Linked DNA regions of Mus musculus: regions 2 and 3 are each linked to region 1. A link is a loop called in an ENCODE intact Hi-C map of the cell type or tissue named here. Cell type or tissue: left cerebral cortex. All regions are shown on one strand.

The links. Hi-C counts contacts between places; a loop is a spot of excess contacts. Peaks named below come from ENCODE experiments on the same cell type or tissue, not always from the same donor. Only the 100,000 strongest peaks of a DNase experiment are listed, where the experiment ranks them.
Region 2: a loop joins it to region 1, with 2.4 times the contacts of the local background. A loop is called at or near these places in 13 of 42 quality-filtered maps.
Region 3: it touches region 1 in a loop (3-fold over the local background); 13 of 42 quality-filtered maps call a loop at or near these places.

The regions. Positions count from the first base shown.
Region 1 is chr2:93,952,719-93,960,718 of GRCm38, reverse strand. Gm13889 (predicted gene 13889) reads left to right here and starts at 3,619. Exons shown (of 1, transcript NM_001145034.1): 1 at 3,619-4,909. The coding sequence starts at 3,961. The coding sequence ends at 4,332. It overlaps Gm39884 (a long non-coding RNA gene), which reads right to left. Exons shown (of 2, transcript XR_001783415.2): 2 at 7,952-8,000. It overlaps Gm33160 (a long non-coding RNA gene), which reads left to right and starts at 3,199. Exons shown (of 2, transcript XR_374805.4): 1 at 3,199-3,277. In left cerebral cortex, a CTCF peak has its summit at 3,537; DNase peaks (open chromatin) are centred at 3,569, 4,179, 5,669, 6,720 and 1 more place; H3K4me3 peaks cover 2,643 bases; H3K27ac peaks cover 3,174 bases.
Region 2 is chr2:93,883,993-93,891,992 of GRCm38, reverse strand. It overlaps a transcript of Accsl not described here. Among named protein-coding and RNA genes, the nearest start is that of Accsl, 19 kb to the right of the region's middle. In left cerebral cortex, no CTCF peak of the experiment used is centred here; a DNase peak (open chromatin) is centred at 264; H3K27ac peaks cover 287 bases.
Region 3 is chr2:93,866,893-93,874,892 of GRCm38, reverse strand. Accsl (1-aminocyclopropane-1-carboxylate synthase (non-functional)-like) reads left to right here and starts at 5,736. Exons shown (of 15, transcript NM_001033452.4): 1 at 5,736-5,871. The coding sequence starts at 5,850. In left cerebral cortex, a CTCF peak has its summit at 3,893 (motif pointing left); a DNase peak (open chromatin) is centred at 3,877.

The DNA.
Region 1 (8,000 bases):
ATGTGACTCAGCTGTGTGGGTAGCTAGTGGGCTCTGCCCAAGCATACTCTTAGAAACCATGGGACAAAGCTCTGTGTGGATGGCCCTGTTGCCCTCTCCATCCCCGACCAAGGGCTGAACTGGCAGTTGGTTGCCCATTTACCCTCCTTTCAGAACAGTCTGTCTTGGGCTCCTTTGCAACTTTGTTGGTGACATCAACTCCCCCAGAACCTTAGCTGGCTTCAGGTTTATCTGGTTCTAGACAGTTCCATGTGGCTGTTAACTGCTTTCCTGACAGTTACTGTCTCTCTGGCCAACCGGTCACTTTTCACTATTTTACAATGAGAGTCACCCCAGGGAGATCCAAAAATGATAGATTTGGATGACACCTTTAATATACTACTTGGCCCTAGCAGTGATTTTGAAGACTTAATCTTTGGCATAACAGGCAGGCTTTAAGAGACTCTGGGCCCTGGTCTGATCACATGCCCTTTGGATGTCTAGATGGCTTTTCCAACCCCAAGGACATCAGTTTTCTGGACTCTATTTCTGCCTGCCTCCTCTTGCAAGCCAGCCAATCTCTTTCTTGTAATATCTTGCTAAAAGCAACACCAATCAGGCAACACGTGCAAAAAAAAAATTTTTTTTTGGCTCTTCCTAACCATTTTTTCTTTGGTAGAATCTTATAGGCTCAGTAGGCATGTGGTCTGATTTCCAAATAGCTGTCTGTACATGATATCAGTGATAAGCATTTTACTCTGCCATAACAAAGGTCTTGGGGTTCTACTCTCTAGTAGCTGTCTAAGCCAGTGCTGTGGATTTGAAATTTATCAGGAACAGCTTTCCCTTCTGGGTACCCATACTGATATATGGAGCATTGCTTAAACTCCTGTTAAAGGCAATGCACAGAGCATTGCCTAAAGTTTTAAGATGCAAGCTCACTGTGTTCTCGGACCTGGTATAATTCTGTCGTGAGCATTTCGGATCTCACACAGGCAGAAAATGAGTTTTGGTGGCCAGCTGACAGACTTTACACCTGATAGTAAATAGTACCCTTGAACGCTTACTGGAGTCAAATGCACAAAAGTTAGCCTTGGTCCCCGTGACCACACCATATCTTCAGATACATCACAAGTCAAACCATTTCTCTGCATCCCTAATGAGAGGCTTTAGTGGACTGAGTCTGAGGTCATGTGACCCAAGGTCATGTGACCGGAGGCCACGCCAAAGTGGATACCCTGCTTTTTCCCAGGCTTCTCTCCTCACAATATTCAGACTGAGTTTTGGAAAACATCAATTGGAGGAAACTGTTTCAATACCATACTGACGTCCTCGTGGTGAAATTCTGTCCCTATGACATGGTCTCACGACCTTACGAAGCTGTATCTACTTCTTGTCTTCCTCCCCTGTTCAGTCACAAAGGCTGCCCCATGGTTGCTGCACTCACCAATCTTTTTTTTTTAATTATTATTTTTATTGGATATTTTATGTATTTACATTTCAAGTGTTGTCCCCTTTCCCAGCTTCTTATCTGTAACCCTCTATCCCCGCCCCCTTCCCCTGTTTCTATAAGGCTGCTCCCCCACCCACTCACCCACTCCCTCCCCACCACCCTGGCATTTCCCTACACTGGGGAATCAAGCCTTCACAGGACCAAGGGCCTCTCCTCCCATTGATGCCTGACAAGGCCATCCTCTGCTGCATATGCAGCTGGAGCCATGGGACCCTCCATGTATACTCTTTGGTTGGTGATTTAGTCCCTGGGAGCTCGGGTGATGGGGGGAGGGTCCTGGTTGATGTTGTTCTTCATATGGGGCTGCAAACCCCTTCAGCTCCTTCAGTCCTTTCTCTAACTCCTCCACTGGGGTCCCCACGCTCAGTCCAATGGTTGGCTGTGCACTCACCGATCTTATTGTTGCCTTAGTGATCTGTACCTGATGTCCAAACACTTTCCTCCTGCCTTGGCACCCATGTGGTTTGTTCCTTCATCACCCCCCAACACACACACACACACACACACACACACATACTGCTTAATTTTTCACTTCAGTGTGGTGGCTAAGAGTGAGCACTTGGGAGCCAGGATGCCTGGATCTCAGCTCTACTGCTGACTACTGTTGGCAAGTTGCTTAGCTCTCTTGTGCCTTTGTCCTCTCATGAGTGCACAGCGGTGATAGTGACTCTGGCTACCCAAGGTTGCTGAGAAGCTAGCATAGTGCACACTTGCAATGGACGAGTTGAGTTGATGCATAGCCAGAACTTACCCTAGTGCGTTTGGACTGCTTGGCAGTGCCACCCACTCTCTCCTGGTGACTGGCTCTGCACACCTCCCTCTGCATTTCCTTCAAGACTCCAGTTCTTGTTGATGTTTTCATGCTCCCTCCCACTGGAGTGCAACTTTTAAGAGGGAGGCTGTGGGCTCCTTCTGTGTCTCTCTCCCTGTCTTAACAAGCTCTCCTGTAGCTTAGGCTAGCTTGGAGTTCTCTATCCAGCCAGGGCTGGCTTTGAACTCCTGATTCTCTGGCCTCCATCTCCCAAGGGCTGGGATTACAGGTGTATACCACCGCCCTGTATTCAAGGACTCTTCCATTGCTGCTCTTGTTTACACCCTGAGTGCTCACACAAAGTCTTAATTGGCTTCTGGTCGTGGATATATAGGGAAGCCAAACCTCACTGAGACCCTCTGTTGCCAGAGGCGGTGAGTATCCTGGGCAAGGCCTCTCTCCAAAGTCTTGGGAATGCTACCCTTAGCATTAGCCTCCGGAGTCTATCCTACCCGTTTCCTTCAGTTTCTAGTGGACTAGTTAATTAGCCCTTCCGAGCCTCCCTTTTCTCGTGTGAAATTGAAGGAATACTAATTATCCCACCCGGCTGTTAGGAGGATGAACAAGATAATATATGTTCAGGGAGCTTGCTAGCAAGCTTGAATAAAGTATACCAGATGGGAGCTATTATTATTGTTGTTAGTGCCCTATCCAAGTGCCACTCTGCGGTTCATGAATGGGGGTGCCGGAGGGACTTGGGGTGGGGAGAGTGTGGGGAGAAGCATCTAGGGAATGGAAGAACTGGAGTGGAATAATGGGGTGTGTTTGTATTCGTGCGTAAAGGCGTGTGTGTGTGTGTGTGTGTGTGTGTGTGTGTGTGTGTGTGTGTAGAGCTTACGGAGCCTGGGGAGGGGGTGGCAGAGTTTCAGAAGCCCTCCCATTTTTCAGAGATCAAGCACTGGGAGTTGGGCACCCTGGCTGTGGAGACTGGCAGGAGAACCAGCAACTGCCCTGTGGCCAGTGTGCCTGGAAAGGTACCAAGGGGGAAGAGCCTGCGCCTCTGGAGTGATTGGAGCTGGGGGGTGGGGGAGGGTGGGGAGCGATCTGAAACCTCTTGGCCACTCGGATCTGTGCAGACTTGGGGCTGGGGTAATCCCAGAACCTACAGTGGTGGCTCGGTTCTGTGGGTCCAGAAGCAGCGGGGTGCTCTTGCTGGATGGGCCGCGGCAGGCGGGGCGCGCCTTCCGGAGCGTGGCTGGCGGGCGGTGCCGGGGAAGGGACCGTTACTTTCCCAGAGTGGCGGGGAGGGCGACGTCAGGCGGAAGGGCGCGGGGCGCGCACGCTTTAAATGGCATTCGCTGTCATCCGAGCTTGCAGCCGTGTGGGCAGAGGCGGGCTATATAAGCGGCTAGGCGGGCCGCCGCGGGGTACACGGCGACAGCGACAGCGACCGCGACAGGGGCGGCAGGGAGCCTCTCGAAGCATCGCCGAGCAGCGCAGCGCAGCCCCGCGCCCCCCGACGGGCCCGCCCGCCCGCTATCCCTCTCCAGCAGCGTCGGCTCGGGCCAGCGAGGCCCGCCGCCACCCCGCAGCAGATTTGGATCCCCCGCCCGGAGAGCCCCAGGCTGTCGCCTCCCGGGGGACCCCGGAGCCGCGGCCGCCCCCGGAGAGCCCGGGCGCCCCGCCACCCCCCGGCTCCGCACCCGCCGACGGCGCCATGGCGGCCGCCAAGCCCGGCGAGCTCATGGGCATCTGCTCCAGCTACCAAGCGGTGATGCCACACTTCGTGTGCCTGACCGATGAGTTCCCGCAGCCGGTGCGGCCCGCCAAGCTGCCCAAGGGCAAGGGCCGGCTGCGGCGGCCACGCCAGTCCCGCTTCAAGACGCAGCCGGTGACCTTCGACGAGATCCAGGAGGTGGAGGAGGAGGGGGTGTCCCCGATGGAGGAGGAGAAGGCCAAGAAGTCGTTCCTGCAGAGCTTGGAGTGCCTGCGCCGCAGCACGCAGAGCCTGTCGCTGCAGAGGGAGCCGCTCGGCAGCTGCAAACTGAGGAACAGCCTGGACTCCAGCGACTCCGACTCGGCCCTGTGAGGCGGTAGCCCGCTTGGGGACTTGCTCCACCGCCAAGCGCCGGGAAACAGAGGGAGCATCCGGAGGGGACCCGCTCCCCAGGCGGCCCCGACCACCCGGGGTCAGCTCCCCTCACTCCTTGGGACTGTAGCCCGGCTGCGGACCCACCGGGGTCCCGAAGAGCGTTCGGGGACGCCAGGGAGGGGAGTCGCTTTCTTTGCCCTTGTAAATGTTTATTTTTTAACTCTTTCCCAGTCCGAACTCTGCTGTGAGTGTGCGCGGGAGGCGGCTCCGCTGAGTCGGCTCGTCGCCGGGGGTCGCCGATGCAATTCGGATTCTGCACACCGCTCCACTGTGCCCCACCTCCAGCGCACACCCGTTCACACTCACGCCGACACTTTCGCTGAACACTTTTTATAATTGTTGGGCTAACTGAGGGGACTTGGGGCGCAGCGCGGCTGCTGCTGCAGCCGAGGATTGATATTTATTTTTGCATTGCAATAGCTGAAGGCGTTTTATTTAACGGTCTTTTTACCTGGATGTTGTCTGTGAGGAGTCTAAATGGACACAAATAAAGCCAATATATTTACACTGTGCACTTCTCCGGGCTTTGGACTTCTTGAACCTTAGGGGTCCGGTTTGGAAGGCAGAGGAGGAGGGGATGTGGATGGGGGGGGGGGCATGGAGGATCAAGTGGAGGTAGCTCACAAAACTTCCAGATTGAGGTGACACCTCCGGTGCTCCTGCCACCTGGTCTGCTCTCCACACGGTCTGAGAGGCGAGGGTGATGTTCCGAGGATGGAGAGCGCACTCTAACTGTGACCTCCCAGGGAGGTCCAGGTCACTTAGCACTTAGCAAGGTTCACTCCACTCTCTGCCCTTTCCTGGCCATGGTTTCTTTGAGGGAGTGCTGGGATACCGCAGGGGACCAAATTCGAGCCAACAATGGGCAAGTCGGGCTGGGATGTTTGAGCCGTGGTACCCGAGGGAGAGCGAGTGCGTGGGTGAACATTCGCTGTCCCCGCAGGTGAGCGACTCTTCCTCCCGTCCCGCCCTCTCAACCCTCGCTGACTCAGCTCTGTGCCCGGTGCACCTGCGCTTCGGGTGATCAGGTTCCTTCCTCCCTCGCTTTTCCTAGGCTCCTTCTAGCTTCCGCCTAGGAAGAATCAGAGCCTTCAGGCGCCAGGTTCCCACGGCATCTCTCACTCGTTCTCGGCTTGGGTCTTGGTTTTCAGCGAAGAAAGCAAGCCTAGCAGCCAGGAAGGAAGCACATGGAGTGTGGAGGGCTGCAGATTCTTCTGACTCTGGCTCTACTTTCCCTTTCCAGGGCTCTTCAGCAGCCGCTCCACATTCCAAGTCCCCTGAGCTAGCTAGCTATGTAGAGTGTCGCCTACGCCGCAGGTGGCGACCCGAGTGACAAACAACATTCGACTAAGAAGAGCCTGTGCTCACACCCAGTCTCTGACCAGCCCTACAGAATCAGTCCAGGGCTAGACTGCTTAATCCTGAGAACAGATACTACCTCTGCTCGGGGGTAACCTGGTCCCTGTACTCAGGCGCCCCCTAGTAGTGGTGTGTGTGTGTGTGTGTGTGTGTGTGTGTGTGTGTGTGTGTGTGTGTGTGTGCCAGTTTGAATCTCTGTCTGTCTGCCTGCCTGCCTGCCTGCCTGCCTGCCTGTCTATCTTCTTGGCACACGACCCACTTTAGGATCTGAACTGCCCTTTCTCTCCTTACTCTGTACCTCTTGAAGCCCTACTTCTGCAAGCCAGAAAGCAGCAGAAATGGAACAAACAAGGAGACACGTTAGTTATGAAAGGTTGCCTCCCTGACTGGCTCAGAGATGGGAAAACAAACACCAGGTCCTGGTGATTAGGGTCTTTAGCTCCATCCCAGCCCTTGAGAACACCATGATACTCAAAATGGCTCCCTGTGACAGGAAGACTGACAGGATGCCCTTAGCTGCCAGGGCTTCACTTTTGAGAGGCAACTATGGTTTGATAACAGTCACTGCAGCGGTCAGACTGGGCTGGCCCGAGCTCCAGGGTGGGGAGCAAGAGGCTACAGCTCCACTATGGACTTTCCTGTCCCCCCCCCCACCTTATCCTTGTCTAGCTCTTCAACTGTGGCTCCTTTTCCTCCTGAGAACCAGATGTCCCAGGTGTCTGGATGACACCCCCTACCTCACTGAAGGCCTTCCTAGACTGTCTCCATGGGCCATCCCAGCCCACATGGAGGGTTATTGTAGGATCCATACACAGCCCTCTGACTCTGCTCAGCCACTGGTGGGAACCAGCGCTGACTAGCCACTTCTGAAATGTTTGCTGGGTTAAAACGAATCAAAAGGCAACAGAGAGCCCATGAGTTCAGCATTTGTACTCCCGGAGAAGCGGTCATATGTTTAGTGGTGGTGGCAGTGGTTGTGGTGGCAGCGGCATCATTGGCGTGTGTATGTGTGTGTGTGTGTGTGTGTGTGTGTGTGTGTGTGTGTGAGACAGTCTTATTTGCCTTGGCTGGCTGGCCTCCAGATCCCAATGCAGCTGAAGACAGCCGTGAATCCCTGCTTTTGCTGCTCCGCTTCCCAAGTGCTGACGTGATAAGCATGTTTCACTAATTCTTGTTTGTTTTTGGATTATTCTAATATTTATCATCCAAGGAATATTTGTTCAGTAGAGTGCAAAATTCATCCTTTATACTCCCACCGCCCTGGGTGAACAGACGGACATTTTGGAAGCCCTGTCTAGGTGTACACATTTGGATTCTTGGATAAAAGGGGTTTGCGCTCTGTGAGTTATTGTCAGGCTTCATTATGACTTGAGTGTATCTGCATTTAGTGTCCGTAATACAGATCTGCATCACTGTTTAATAAAATCCTATTGGGTAGCTGACCTACATTTAAGCTAAGACCTCTGCTTACAGCCATAGAAGTGATATTCCATCTGTCCCAGGTTCTTAGAAAGTTCTGGGGCATGATGGGAAAAGATGTGCAGTAGAGTCAGTGACTCAGAGAGGGCTAGTGAGGAACACTGAGGTTGTGATGTGGCCACGCCTAAGGGATGCTGGTGCCCTTATCTGGCTGGCACCGAGGAAGACGGAGGTAAGTCTTGGGAGCAGGGCTCCTTCAAAGGGCCTGGGAATAGCTCTAGGTCATTCTCCACAGCTACACAGGGAGTCTGAGGCTGGCCTGGGGTACCTGAGACTTTGCTGTTAAAATACACTACACACACACACACACACACACACACACACACACCAAACTAATTAGTGCATTATAAACTGGTATTATATGTTTTTAATTCAACCTATGCTATTTCTAGAATACAGACTCCTAGTTTTCTGTTCTAAGCCTCTGTACCAGCCATGCGATCTCAAATGCCTTTCAATCCTATTACCTCCCTCTACAATGCTGACACCAGGTGTACATGGCTAGTGATCTGAGAAGGTGTGAAGTATTTGTAGCTTAAAATCTTGGGCCCCAGCATTTGCTAATACCTCTGCTTGTAGCTTTCATGGCTACAGCACCTCTCTGGGGGAATCTTTCCCAACTCTGTCTCTCAAGATCCAGCTTGCAGCTACTCCAGTCTTTCCAACGTTAGTTCTTCTTGCCCTGTAGCAGATTATTATGAGAAAGACAGGCAGTGTCTAGAAACATAGGTGCATTTTATTTAGCCCACACATTAAGAATTGAGACT
Region 2 (8,000 bases), 69 kb after region 1:
CTTCCTTGTGCTTTCTTTCTCCATGGAGTGCACCCCACCCCTGAGTGCACCCCATCCCCCATTGTGCTTGGCAGCTGTAGAGGGAGGGGTGGCTGTTTGAATGGTTTCCCCCCACACAAGCCCCCATCTTTCCTGTCTTCGCCCCCCCCCCACCCTAGTGAAGTTGATTGTCCCATTCAGCACCCCTCCCCCTGATTGGCTGCTGTGCTTTCCAGCCCCTTGAGCTGCCTAGTTACCACTGCACGTGCAGCCCACAATGAATAAGTGATTCTGTAATTACTGCTGGCACCCAGCCCGGCACCACAGGGTAGGGAGGAAAGGGCTCGGAGGACAAAGGGGCTTCACTGCAGGAGGGGCAAAGAGGGCAGTCTGAGGCTTTGCTCTGCTTCCAGGCTAGGGGCTCTGGGTCTCCAACCTCCCACGACAAAGGCGGGAGCTGCAGCTAAGAAGGGTCTGTGGTAGCAGTAGTAGGTTTGTGCTGAGAGGCCATCCTCCCACCCACCTCCCTGCCAGCCAGGCCTGTGCTTCACACACCACATCCCACAGGGCCACCAAGTAGTCCCCATTTCCCAGGAGACTGTTTCTACCACTGAAAGTCCCATGTCTCCAGGCTTCTGGCAAATCTGGACTTGTGGCTATAATATGTCATGTTCTCAACAGCTGGGCCAGAGAGTGGGTCAAGCAGGGAAGGCCCAGGGCACAGAAGACTAGAGCTGAACCCAGGTTCTGAACCCCTAGATCTGGAGTGAATGGGCTGTGACCAACTGCAGAGTTGAATGGGAGGCCGCGTTCAGTGGACTTCCCACTTTCCTCTAGCACGGGCCCAAGGTCCCTGCCCTACCTCCACCTCCCCAGAGTTTCTCTGCAGTGACTGCATCCCGGATTCAGACTGCATTCAGAGTCAGGGCAACAGGGAGCTACCCTCAAGAGTGCCAGGCCTAGCTGGACTTTTAAGGCATAGTGGAAGGGCCAAGCTCTGGCCTTGGAGCCTGAGTGACTGACCTAGTCTGTCACTCAAGTGACCTAGGAAGCCTAGATCCCTTGTGGAGATGGAGGGCTTAGTTTGCGGATGAGCTGGAGCTGTGGCACTCAGGTGCCTGTTAGACATGCTCATTTGAGTAGCAGGTGCCAGCTACCCAGCTTTTAGAAGGTGCCTGATGAAGGCAAATGAAGATGCTGTTCTCCCTAAGGCCCATAAGAGACCATCCTTTGAAAGCCCTTAGCATGGTTCCTATGGGGAAATTGTAGCTAACTACTACATCACGTTGTGCTTATTTTTAATCTCTTCTTCCTCTTCCATCTCTTCCTCCTCCCCCCTACCCGAGGTCAGGGACTCAAGCTAAGCACTGCCTCCCCCCCCCCCCCGACCCCACCGATATCTCACAGCTGTATCAGGATCATGGTTGGTGACTTCACCAGTGAGAACTGAGGACAGAGACCAATGCTACCCTAGGGCCTAAAATAGAGAGAGCTCCCTCCAAAGCCAGGCTTCGCAGGATGATTTGCCCATACAAGGCCAGAATCGCCACCTGGCTGTCCCTTGAGGCAGGGAGTAGCAAGCAGACTCGGTCTCGGGTGTGCTCTGGTTTTTGCCAGATCTGCCCAGGGCCACCCCGGGAATTCTACTGGACCCTTCGTGCTCAGATGGATGACTCCCTGGGGAGTGAGTCCCTGGGGAGGGAGGTTTATTTGAAATCAGTTTAAGAGAAAGGCAGTCCCTGGCTCCATCCAGCACCAGTCTCCCAATCGGACATGCTGGGGCTCTGACAAGAAAGAGGCCCAGATGAAGGCGTCACCTAAATCCAGTAGGAAAGGCCCCTCTAGAGTCCTGCCTCTACCTTGAAGGAGCCGTGTGACCTTGGGCTAGGCACTCCAGGCCTCTGAGCCTAGGGCTTATCTGGAAAATGGGAATTATAATGTACATGTGCCTTGTTGGTTTCTAATATGGATTAACCTGTACAGAATATCGAACAGAGACCTTACCAAGCTCTGGGATGACACACAGTAGGTGTTCTGTATGTGAAGAACTCTTCCCTTCCAACCCTAAGGTGGCATACTTATGAACTGGATGATGGGGGGGGGGCGGTGTTGGTGGGGGGAGTGCCTCACCTTCTGGAAACATCACGCAGGGTCCAGCTCCCTCAGGGAGGTGGCGTTCAGGTCTGTTCCAGCTCAGGAGCCTCTGGGCCCTGTTTTTGAACTGCATGGTGTCTTCAGCAATGGAGACTTACCTCCCACCTCTGTGAGTAACCAAGGGCAATAGCAGTTTTGAGAGTCTCCCGGATAGCCCTGACCAACAACTCAAAATAAGGATCCTCATGTCTGGTATTGGGTGATCTTTAGCTCTTAGAGGGAACACTGTCAACTCAGATGAGAAAAGTTCATTAAAGCTATACATGTATATACACACACATACATACACATGCTTACATGCATATGCACACACATAAACACACACAAACACTTGGAATTACATATAATACAGTCTTTGTAGGTAAATAGTTAATGGTGTGATTCCTCATGGTCTTCTAGGACATCCTTGTTACGTTCCCCTTTCTTCTGTATTTATCTTCCTTCCTCTCCCTGACGAGCCTTCCCCCTCCCCCAATCAGATCACTCATCCCTATCCCCATCTCTCTTGCACCCCCTTTCCTGGTTTCTGCGGTTAACTCTAGGCTAGGTACTCCTATCTGAAGATTTGAGTCAGAAGCCTCCAGTGAGATAAAGCACGTGACATCTGTCTTTCTGGGTCTGGGTTACCTCCTCAATATGATCTTTTCTAGTTCTATTCATGTACGTGTAAAGTTCATGATTTCAGTTTTGTTTTGTTTTTTGTTGGTGTTGATTATTTATTTATTTATCACAGTTGAACAGTAACCCGCAGTGAACCCCAAGGATCCGCCAGACTCTACCCCCCCACCCCCGCAGCATCGGGGTCTCAAGCTTATAGCACCACCCTCTGCTCCTTTTCTTCTTCCTTTCCCTTTTTAAACATGAGTGGTAGGGATTGAACTCAGGTCCTCATGCTCGCCTGCACAGTAAATGTGTTAGCATCTGAGCCCTCCCTCTCCCCACCCTCCACAGGGCTCCTCTGACTCGCTTTTCTTCATCTGTAGACAGCATTAGGAGGGTGGACCTGAAGCCATGTCTGAGATTGAAGTGTAACTTGTCCTATGTCAGTGTGGTCAACCTGGGGACGTTACTCTGCCTCTCTGGGTCTCAGTTTCCTCATCTGTGGAATGGTTGTGATTGGGGCGCATGTCTCCCCTTGTTCATGTGGTCCAAACCATCTGGTCATGTAGGTCAAACATCTGCCACGTTCGAATGCTGCTCCAGTGTGTCATCTATGTGACCTGCAGCAATGAAAATCATCTCCCCGACAACCCTCAGAAGCGAATGCCACTTCCTACTTATAGATGTGTCATCTGAAGCCTGAGGGCATTCAGCTGGAAGATGTCAGAGCTGGAACTCCAAGCCAGAGACTAACCTCAGAGCCCGGAGCCTGAGAAGCAAGCATCTGCTTAGTCTGATTGTTAACAAGGTTTCAGGAGGTGCTTGTTCCTCCACCATTATGAGATGCAGTCACCAAACAGGAAGATGAGGCATCTCTGTCCCCAGGTCTCTAACGAGAGTGCTGGTGTGACTCAGTTTCCCTACACGGGCTTGTCCAGGAAGGGAGAGCTCCAGCTCCTTGAACCTAACCCAGGACCTGCAGAAGGATTAATGTAACAAGCTAAGGCAAGAAAATAAAATTAAACAAACAAAAGAAACGCAAGCAGGAAGGCCTATGATATGTTTAATGGTGCACAGGAGACGTGTCAAAGTCACGGTCACTCCACAAATGAAACCAGGATCACCCGTGGCTGAGCAGAGACTGAGCTGCGTGGACCAGAATACCCATGAGAATATAATCATTATTAATGCCACAGTGTCCCCAGGCCTCCCTGGAGCTCTTGCATCCTAGAGGAATCAGCAAGAGGGCTGACTTTGGGTGCCTCAAAGCCACGTGGGTTTTCTCACGCTTCATGGATACCTTCCTCCTTCGTGAGATTAAATATCCTCCCTCCCCTTGCTCTGGCTTTTTGAGGTGTAGAGAGGTCTCAGGTTCCTCCCAGAGATGGCAACCATGGAGGGGGCTCCACCATAGCCCAGTGAGTTCTGAAGCACAGGCCCATCTCGGTAGCCCTGCAGTGCAGTAAAGTTTGGAAGCCAGAGCTGACCCACGAGAGCCACCGTACCAGCACCCCTAAGAGGACCCAGAAGTCTCATAAGGTTGTTGCAAAAAAAAAAAAAAAAGGGGGGGGGGATGAGATACTGCTTTGAAAATAAGTTTATTTTCAGCACTTAAATGACAAATTTTATCCTAGCTCTAGGGGGGAGTAGCGGCACACCTTTTGATGTTCCCATCAGTTGGAACATTGACATTCCATTCAGAAGACCAGCTAACAAAACTGAACTACCGGGGGAGCCAGGAAGCTCCGAAGAGCTCATTTGTATCACCAGCCTTCAGCCCTTGCCTCCTTCCTTCCTCTCCCTTAGTAAGTGATTGATGGGGCGCTGGAGAGATGACTCGGGTGGTAAACTGCTGCTGCCGAAGCATGAAGAACTGCGTTCAGACATCTAACACACACGTGAAAAGTCAGATACGGTAGTGTGTGCATACACGTGGTCATGCACACACACGTGTGCACACATGCACAAGTGTACACACACACACACACACACACACACCCCATATCATATGAAACCTGAACCTGCTCTAGGCAGCTCATTTCTGACAGAAGAACCAAGGGACTGGTATATAAGCAGGAAACAAAATATCCTCAAAATCCACTCATCCCACTAGCATTTACTGGACACTTAATGTGTGCAGGCGCATCTGTTCGTTGCTGGAGACACAGGCCTGAAGCCCCTGAAATAAAGCAGGCATACTATCCAAGCTAACTCAGGTTTCAGACTTACATTAGACTGGTAAAGTTTACCTGCCACATCTCAGGTTTGCGTGGGTCACGTGACAGGAGAAGCCATCTCTTCCTGAACGTTCTCAGCAGAGCTGGTTTTGTTGTTATTGTTGTTAATCGTTATTTGTTTTGCTTTGCTTTGCATTGTTTTGTTTGACTATATTTACTGGGACTCTCCGCTCTCATATCCCAAGCGGCCAGCTCTGTAACCCGGGGTCTGCTTGGTGAGCTGAGTTCTCCCAGCTCCAGGCTTCTTGCCTGGGTCCTCTGAGGAGCTTCTGGTCTATAAAATAGCCAACGGAAAGGAAAAAGTGGGACAGGGATAAGGCGTGTCATGACTGGATAAGGTTTAGCAAATGTGAGAGCCAGCCTCCAGGAGTTTACACTACTGTTTAAGAAGAATGTATAAACACATCCCTGGAAGTCACCTTCACCCTTAGTCAGAGATGGTGACTCACATGGGGCCAACTGCATGGAGGAAGAGCTGGGACAGAAAAGTCCAAATAAGTTAAAATACGGTGCTGCTGTATCCAGAGCCTGGAACCTGGGGTGTTTCCAACATGTCCTGGCTTTGGACAGGGCCGCACAGTGAAGCAGAACCCAAGAGTCCCAGACCCTGGTCTCTCCTCCTCCCTCTGGGACTTCACTCCCTGTCTCTCAGATCTGTTCATGTCACCAACCCTGCCATGGCTCATTGCCTCTCACCTGGGCATCTGTTTGGCCGGCACATCCTCCTAGCCTCCCGTCCCAGCCCCACACAGTTAGGCCAGATCCACCCCTGGCTGGCCTGCCGCTTAGCAGTCTCAGCAGTCAGCACTGGAGACTTATTGGCGAGCTTGTGGAAGCGATAGCTGCTTCCTCCACTCTGCAGCGTCCTTGAGTGCAGGGACTGGCTCTGGTTTTCCTCACCTCTCTGTCTCCTGTGCTTAACAAAGCTTTTCCCTTTACCCACTGAGCCATCTGGGTGGCCCAGAGAAGGGAGTTTTGAAGATAAAAAAGAGAGATGTGGCATTTGCACACGTGAACTCTGGGTTTCTCTCACAGACAACAGAATTATGACGAAGCACCTCCACATTGGTCTGTTAGGAGCTCTGGCTCGGCGGCGGGACCTCTGCTGTATCTGGGTGTCTGTGTGAGGGGGGTATGAGGTGAAGAGAGGATTTTTTTTGGTAAGAGTATAAAGAAGTAAGTGCACATTCTATTTGATGACCTATGAAAATGCAAGTCATGCCAACCCAGTTCTGGGGTCCGATGGCAAACTTCTATGATGCTAATATTTGCACAGATACAGTCAAAGATCCTGTGTGAGGTTCCACACTTATGTGCTCCATGTCTGTGAATTCAGCCAGCCAAGGATTGAAAGACCTTGGAGGGAAAAAAATAAGTTAAGGTCTCAACTCAATATACACAGACTATTTTTCCTGGACAGTAAGCATGGTGAGTGTTTATACAGCACTTACATTTTATGGCGTATCATGAACAATCTGGAGGTGATGGAAAGTATACGGAGACCGCTCGTGGGTCGGTTTATATAAGAGGTTTGAGCATCCGCAGCTTTGGGTATCTCAATGGAGGGGCATGAAGCTAGCCCTCACTGGGCAGCGAGAGGCTCCTGTTTCTGCTGCTTGTGTGGTACGGTCAATGAGAGGAGAGCATGAGCCATGGCAGATCCTTGGAGAAGATGTAGGAGAAAAAAAAAATTAAGGACTCCCTGCCAGACTGTTGTTCCTGGTCTGCTGCCGAGGTCCTGGTATGATCCTGTGGCTCTTGCCAATACTCAGCCTTCCTTAAAGATCCAGAGATGTCTGGATGTAGAGAAGCCTCCATTCTTCCCCTTCATCACCTGGTGATGGGGGTCGAACCCAGAGCCTCACACGCGCTAGGCAAGTGTTCTGCCACTGAGTTATACTCCACTTCTTTGGAATTGATGGTTCTGAGACATTATCTTGCTACGTTTTCCGGGCTCTAACATGTGAATCTCCAGCCTCAGCCTCCAGAGTAGCTGGGATAGACGTGCTAACATGCCTGGCCTACTCATTATGGCGATATAATGTTTAATCAACTATTTCCAAAATAATTTAGCAATATCTACCAAAACCATAAAGACAGGGCTGGGAGTTTGCTCAGTTGATAAAGTGAAGACCGAATTTCATGCCTGGAATTTGCATTTTGAAAAAAAGGCATTGTGGTGGCACAAGCTTTTAATCCCAGTGCTGGGAGGTAGAGAGAGAATTCTAGGGCTTGTCGGCTGGCCAGCCAGCCTAGTGTACTTGGAAAATTCCAGGCCAGTGAGAGAGAGTCTCAAACAAACAGAAGTGAACTTACTTTGTATGCCAATTTACAAAACAACAATAGGTACACCAGCTTTAAAAATTAAAAGTGATCAATGCCTGAAGCATGACAACTAAGGTTGTCTTAAGGCCTCCACACACATGTGCAAATGGATGTACACAATCCTGGCTACATGTGCACCCTCTTCCTATCCCTCCCTGCTCAGACAGAGACACAGGGTAAAGGCAGACGTGCTTGATGCGGCACATTATCTCTTAGGAATTTATTTCACGGTTCCACTTAGAGTTATGCGAAGGGATGAATACATAAAGATGTGCTAGCTAGTGTTCCTTAATGCTATTTACATTATTTATGCCAGCACATAGAATGATTGTGACGATCAAGAAGCGGCCCAATCCACTGTGGCATTAGCTGCAGACCATGCTCTTTGCATTTTTTTTCCTGACTTGAGAATATTCCTTCTTTGTGTGCTTTTTTGATTCATCTTCTTCTAAACACACATCCTTATGTGGCCCTCAGCACCAGCAGATGAGTACTTTCAGGCAGCACAGCACCCAGAATAGTACATACAGTAACGTAGGTACATTATAATGCCCATTAACAGGGTCTGGCTCAGGGCAGCTGCTTGATAAATCACCATTGACTGATAGAAAGGAAGAGGAAGAAAGAGAACCTCACTGTGCCCATACGGAAAGAGTCCCAAGATACAGCTAAAAACAAAGTTCAAACCAGTGAGAACACGGTTAT
Region 3 (8,000 bases), 86 kb after region 1:
TATTGCCAGGATTGCTCGTGATGTGGCCAAGAGGGGCTCCCTCAGGGCTAGTATCTGCCAGATGCCTCTATCCTCTCAGTAGAGAGCCATATGGGTTGTCACACCCTCTGTGTGTGCTGTCACTTCTCCAAGGCTGAGCCTTCTTCCATCCAGCAAGGGCCAACACTGAAGAGGGCATTCCCTCACTGTGCGGCTTCTGCTTGTGTGGTGTTTTCTAATGTGTCCATGACTGCACCCTTGGCCAAGTCCAGAGCCAGTGTGCAAGGGCACAGATGTAGCATATATGCATGGGGCTTTGGTGTTAGAGGCTGAGGGGGTGAAACTGTTTCATAGGTATATTCTCCAAGGTGTCTGGCAAGGCTCACCAGAAAGTGCTTCATGACCAGGGCTCTGGGTTGAAGGAATGCTCTCCCTCTGGTTCTGTAAAGCTGGAGAAAGGAGCAGGGGACACTCCTGGGGCCCGGAAAGAAGGGCTAAGTCTTGGACACAGAGTCTGGATCTGAGGCAGATCCTGCTCATCAGAAGCCATTGGCCAGAGGAGGGGTCTCTGGGGACAGAGCAGACTTTCTGCCAGGAAAGCACTGGGAAGCCACTGACAGGCATGGGGGCCAGAAAAGGCCCCATGGAAAGTCACAAGTCCTTTACAGAACGAGGCCCCTTGGGGGAGAGGGGAAGTGGTGGCTTCTCTGCAAAGATGGAGGTGGGGGTGGGGTGTGACAGTAAGAGCAGTCAGCAGAGCTCCCTCTGGAAGGTTTCTTGTAACAGCTTCAGCCTCAGGAGACCGGCAAACCCGCGGTTAAGTAGCACTCAGAGAGAAATGGCAAAAGAACAGACGCTTAAGCTATCGGGTGGGGGTGAGGGGGTGAGGGAGGATGGGCTGGGGGGAGGGGGAGGGGGATGGGCAGGGTACACTGTGGCAGGGCAAAGGTCAACTCACACCCGCCATTTATGTTCTCTCAGCCACTCCTCCCGACCTGCCTTTGTAACTGAGAAGATGCTATGCCGAGATGCCTAGCTATCTACCCGGAGTCTGAGCTGAGTATTGACCAAATGTATATATATCCATACCACACTGCACAGACAGATATCTCCAGGAGCTCTGACTAGGAGCCCTCCAGGGCCTGGACAATTACCCAGTTTCAATTTCTGCCTAAGCCAGACACCCTCCTGACCTCTGGTCCCAGGGAAACAGAGCCTCGCACTGCACAGTGTCCCACAGTCTGCCGCCGGCTCCTGTGCCCACACTCTAGCCCTTGGGACCTCCCTGGGGAGGAGGCTTGGGTACCCAGTAGATAGACTGTGTCTATGAGAAATAAAACAGCTCTGTGCCCAAGCCCTGGGGGATGGGAGTGGGGAATTTGCTAGCCAGCCTAGCCAGGGTAGGAAGACCTTGGAGGAAACAAATGGAAAGAGCCCAGGGAAGACCTAGCACAGCTCTCCTGCAGAACAGCTCTGGCCAGAAGAGTCTTATTCATATTTGAAGAGGAATCGGATACCAGGTCAGACTAAGACCTGAGGGAGAGAGAGGGGCCTGCTATCAGAACCACTCTCTGCAGCCTAATGAGATGGAGGAAGAACCCCAGAGAAAACACAGAGAGGGGCAGGGGAGAGAGCAGAGAAGGGAGGAGGGGCATGGAGCACTCAAAGGAGGGAGGAGGGGCAGGGAGCACTCAAAGGAGGGAGGAGGGGCAGGGAGCACTCAGAGGAGGGAGGAGGGGCAGGGAGCACTCAAAGGAGAGAGGAGGGGCAGGGAGCACTCAGAGGAGGGAGGAGGGGCAGGGAGCACTCAGAGGCTCCCCTGTGGACCCACTGAGTGTGCCTTAGAATATGATTCTCAGCCTTCTGGGATGTCTGTGGGAAGCATGGCTTCTCTAACACCATGAAGATAAAGGTTAGGGTGGGGTGAGAGGCCACTGAGACCCATCCCCTATTTCTCTAGCAGAGGTCCTACCAGGGCTTGGGGCATTAAACGTGGATGAGGCGTGGCATTGGTTAGCAGGGCCCTGGCTGAGACTGCTACACTGGGCTCACAGAAACCAGGGTGATAACCTCACAGCAAAGACAATCTCTAAGTGGCTCCAAGCACAGGTATAACTCGCATGGCCATTGGCTGCCTGCCCCTGGCTCAACTGCAGCGAGCAACCCATGACAGACAGGTCCAGAAAAATCTGGGCTTTGTTTTTTTTTTTTTTTTTCCCTCCCCACATTTAGAATAGAAACCAAAGTCCTAGCTTTGTTTGCTAATTCGGAAATCCATTTTTCATAAATAGCAGCCCTGGAGCCATTGCTACCCCCAGGGCCTTTTCATTTGCTGCTGTTCTGCCTGTAAGACTACTCCACAGAGCTGCATACTCCCTAGGTTCCCGCAGGCTTTTGTCTAGCTCCCTAGGTAATAGCATCCTCTCACGCCTTCAGTCCATTCCAGAGTGCATGTGGCCCACGGGCTGCTTGTGACTGAGACACATACTGTGCGTATGTGCTTATGACTGAGCAAGGCTAATTTGCTCCTGCTGCTCTCTAACGGGGCCAGATGTTGTTGTTTGCAAATCGGGTTCAGAATTCTCTGGAAAGCAAGAACAGCTTTTTTGGGGGGGTGGGGGGCTGTCTGACTTCCCATGCAAACACTAGACAAGTAAACAGAAACAGTGACTTGGTAACTACTGTGTGCTTGGTACCTACTGGGTGCATGGTCCCCATCGGATAAGGGAAGGGACATGCAACATGACTGACCTGGTGGAGTCTGAGTGCTCTGAGAACCAACCATGGGGGAAGAGCTGAGGCCTGAGGGCACAGGGAGGCTGCAGGCAGCATGGACTTTCTGGAGGGAAGGGACCACTCTGAAGGACAGGCCCTGTAGGGTGAGTGGTTTGAAGAAGCTGGAGCCAAGGCCTTTCTAGCCTGTGTCCTCTTCAGCCTCTCACTCTGGGTCATGTCAAATCGCCCAAAGACAAGCACACTACAGGAGGATTCTTCAGGGCCGGTCTCTGTGGCCCGGGAAGACGCCATGTTGGGCCTGGCTTCAGACTAGATTTCACTCAACTAATGCAAGTAGCTTGAACTTGGATGAGGTTGAAGAACCCTGCTGGGTTCAGTGTGTTCTCCTGTAAATTAGACCCTTTGTTTATCAAATTGTCAGGAAGTGTCTTATGTGAGACTCTAGCCCTGTGACACAAAACATAGCAGTGGTACAGACTCCAGGTAGCACCTGCAGCTGGGGTAAGCCTGGTGCTTTCAGGGAGGACCCCTGTTTCTCTCTGAGCCTTTGATCATCACGACCAACCTTTACCTTTCTTTGAGGTGTGTCAGGGGTTCTTGGCAGGCTTTGTCCCCCATGCCTCTATCTCCAGGCTTAGCAGGTTGCTCTCTGGAGGATGCTGGGAGCAGGAGCAGTTGGGAGGAGGAGTCTCCCCTCATCAGCTACTGTTGCCTACTTCTGCTGTCCCCACCTTCAAACCCAGGGCCTTCTAAAGCTGGCCAAGTCAGATGCTGCTCATGGACTCTTGTCTGGTTTTGAAGCAGAACTTTGAGAAAAGGTGTGAGGAAGGACAGGAAGAGGTGGCTGGTGAGTCTGGGATGTGTTTATGTAGGAGACTCTGGCTGAGATTACTCACTCTGTCCAGTCCTCAAAATGCAGACTCTGAACCATCAGGGGATACAGGAAGTCAACAGTTGTGGAGACCTACGAGGGCCTGGCAATGGACCTCAGGCACCTCTAAATTCCAGCCCTTCTGCGGTCACCTACTATACCTCAGGGGCTGAAGGGTGATAGCCATGACTGCACCTGGCCTTTTCTTTATTCGGACTGCAGCCTTTGTGGACCTACACTGACTACCACAAGTTCCATGAATAGCAAAAAAATAAGGACTTAGCGCCCCCTGTTGGCAAATCTGGGTTATGTCTGAATGGCTGGAAGTGATGCCCCAAAGAGGAGGCTCCAAGCCAGCCCAATGTGATAGGTTATAAACAAGGGCTTTTTCTCTAGTAAACTCTTCCTTCTGCTGCCAACATTCACCAAGGGCATACAATTGCTTAATTTTAAAGTTATCATCTTCACTCATTAGTCAATATAATATGGGCTAGAGAGCTGGCTCAGTGGTTAAGAGCACTGGCTGCTCTCCCAGAGGTCCTGAGTTCATTTCCCAGCACCCACATGGTGGTTCATGACCTATAAAGGGATCTGACGCCCTCTTCTGGCATGCAGGTGTACATGCAGCAGAGCACTCATACATAAAATGAATAAAATAAACACAAAATTTAAAAATCAATATACTATACTATACTATAAATAAATGTTAATCAAACATAACCAAGATCCCTCTCTATGTGCCTTGGAACCAGAGAGCAGAGAAGCCTAAAGCCCAGACCTCAGATAAGTGCCTTCGGGCATCCACTCACCCACCCACCCACCCACTCATCCACTGACAAGGTATTAACATCCATTAATGTTATGAATCTCGAGGCAAACAACTTTGGAAAGACAGAAGATTTATTTCCATGCATAGTTTTGAAGGCTTCAGTTCACAGTTGCTTAGCTCTGTTAATATTAGACCAGGTAGCATATCATACTGGGGAGCCGCTGGTGGAGAGGAGAGGAGAGAGAGAGAGACAGAGAGAGAGCCAACAGCACTGCTTTAAGGCCTTAGGAGGAAACTTTCAGTCCAAATCCCAGCAATTATTGAGCTCCTGGTCTTCCTCAGACAGACAGCAATAAATAAGACAGTTGAAGCATCTCTCCTCATGGGGTTTAGATTCTAGATAGGGGAGCTGGAAAGAAACAACACAGAGAAATGAGTCAGGTGTGTTTACCATTTAGAAGAAAATAATGCCATTAAAAAAAAAAAAAACAGAAGGGCGAATGAGGAGGGAAAGTGGCCGTGGGGCAAAAGGAGGGGTGGACGTTAGCAGTCCAGAGTCCTGGGGTCCCTAGACCAGCACCCAACTGTAGCCCAGGGTCTCACTACATAAACCAGGCTGTACCTGAACTCAAGGAGGCCCTCCTGTCTCTGCTTCCCACGTGCTGGGATTAAATGCACGTGCCACCACACCTGGATCATCTTTCCCTCAAAGTTTGAGAGCAGGGCATGGGTATTCTGGAAGGATAGGCTACTTTGGGTCCACATCTGTCCCTAGACAGTCACGGGAGGCTCAGTCACAGCTGAGACATTTCATACAACCCTTCCTGCCCCGTCATGTCAGCACACATCCATCCTCCAGTTAGTCTCCACACCACCTGGGATGTAGTTTTCCTGGCCTCTGTCTTTCCCAAGGAGAAAGGAAGGCTTGCCAAAGCCACACAGGCAAGGGACCCTATGTCCTGGGCCCTAGGGGATGGTGCCTGGGGTTCCTGGTGCTCCCTCCAAGACCTCTTAATGCAGTGGCCCCTCCTGTGCTGACTAAACCCCACTTCAGCCTACTCTCAAATATGGCCTCCTCAGAAACGGGGAGGTACCATAGGCTTCTTTGTGCTTTGAACAGGCTCCTCCCCCTCTGGTTACTTTCCATAGTCAGTGAGCACCCGATTCATCCCGTGTCTTGCCTGTACACACAGGCCCTGGCTCTAGCCTCCTTCGAAGAGCAGGGGCCCTCCCAGCCTGTGAACACTTCAGCTGAAGCCAATACTCTTCAGATTTGCTCCAACCGGATACTCCGAGCCAGTTCTCTGTAATTATGCCAAGGCCATCTAGATAATGGGGAGCTGCTGGGTAGTTGGCTCCAGGAGGGGAAAAGATGGGTCTCATTACCCTGCAAGCCACCTTGTGCTTAAAAGAGAGGGGAGGGGGCGGAGGAGCAAGCTTCTGCTCCCTGAATGACAAAGACACTCCTGGATTTAGACTTCGGACTGCACAGAGATGAGTGAGAACAGAAATGAAGGTGAGCTCGGTGGGGTGACTACGCAAGCCATGAGAATGGAGGGAGGCAGGGACTTTGGGCCACACACAGTGCCCTGGAGCTTAAAAGAAAGTGGAGTTTTATTGTCAAACGGCTTAGACCTAACATTGTAATACAACATTATCCATAAAGCCGGTGCTTGAGAACTGGGTAGTGGAGCTACAGAAGCAAAGCAACAGCAACCTCGGTGTTTTCCGTTTTGACTCTGTGTTGGGTTATGTTCATGGCCGCACTGGGGCACACGAGGCACGGCCACTAGGGGCCGATGTGCCTGGAACCTTCCCTGATAAACACATCCTACTTCTGTGTCTGGTAGACTCAGTTCATTCCTTTGAGCCTCTATTTCTCATCCACAAAGCGAGGCTTGTGGAACTAACTGGAAAGACGGACCAGGTGAAGCCTAGGGGAACCCTACCCTAGCACTGAGCCGATCCCTGCCTGGCTCCTTCCCACCTCCTCTGCTCAAGACCTACCTTGAGCCCGAACTCATGGCAGAGGAACATCGTGCCAGCAGCAGCTTGTCTGACCCTGATGCTGATTTTAACCAACCTGGAGGATCTGGAAGGTAGGTGAGGGCAGACTTAAGGACCCTGAAACCAAGGCAGAGCCAAGGGGTTTGAAGGAGAGGACTGATGAACCCCAGTTCTAATGCTTAGGGCTTGGCTTTAGGGGCAACATTTCTTTGTGCTGCAGCATCATTTACATTTCCTATATAAGAAGTCTTGTCAGAGTCCCCAACTTCTAAGTTCCCTGATGACCTTAGCCCATTTTCACTTCCTTCTTAAAAATACATCTTCCAGGAGAATGCAATTCTTTGTGTGTGGACACTGCGTGTATAGAGAGGGGAGAGGTCACTGTTGAGTGTCTTCATCACGTTCCACCTTGTGCTTGAGATAGAATCTCTTACAGATGCTCTCTGTTTGGGCTAGACTGGCTGGCCACCGAACCTCCTGGATGTTGCAGAGCATGTTTAGTACTTTGAAGTGCTGATACTATACATGTGTAGAAGAAGCAACAAGGTTTTAGACATGTGTGGGTGGGGTTGTTGTTGCTTGGAAAAAAGCTGAGAATCACAGCATATGGTGGAAGGGTCATAAGCCTAGTTTTCTGGGTGGAGGTTGTCTTAAAGAATGAGAGGCAGTGGTAGCCTCAGGCAGCCCCACCACCTGGAGTTTGCTGTCTTGGTTTGTTTCGCTGGCTCATTGAGGCATTAAGAAGGTATTTCTTGGTCGCTCCTGGTATTCTGACCGGTTTTTAGAAACACTGGTAGCATGTTCACTGAGTACAGACCTGGGAGCTTGGTAGAAATGAAGACTTTTTGGTTCTTACCCCAACCTTGATCTAACTGAAGTCCAGGAACTTGGCTTCACTGTCTGAGGCCCGTATCACACTGCTAGGTGATTCAGATGGGCCACAGATGAGCAGCTGCACCCTGGGCTAGGGAGACTAGAAATGAAAGCCCCGAAACAGCTGTCCTGGCACACTAGGAACCTGTGTGAGGGCAGGATGGAGGGACTGGGTATCTGCTGTGACTATCTTGGTGGAGGATGGGGAAACAAGCAAAAAGAAAGGTTTATGTTCTAAAACAGAGGTTGGCAACCCTTTTCTATAAAGGTCGGGATGGTAACTAGTTGAAGCTTTGGGGGGGGGGGGTGCTGGAGCAATGTCTCAGCAGTTCAGGTGTTGATTTTTAGCACTTGCATGTGTGCTCAACAATCTGTAGCCTCAGGTCCAGCATATCCAGCACTCTTCTGATTTCTATGGGCACTGCATGCATGTGGTACACAAACAGAATGCAGGCCAAATATCCATATTCTCTCTCTCTGTCTCTGTCTCTCTCTGTCTCTCTCTCTGTCTCTGTCTCTGTCTCTGTCTCTGTCTCTCTCTCTCTCTCTCTCTCTCTCTCTCACACACACACACACACACACACACACACTGTTTTTCAAGACAGGATTTCTCTATGTAGCTTTGGCTACCCTGAACCTCATTCTGTAGACCAAGCTGGCCTCAAACTTACAGAGGTCTGCCTGCTTCAGCCCCCCAAGAAGCGCTGGGATGAAATATGTGCACCACCACTACCCAGCATAATTAAATAATTAAATTCAAGAGTG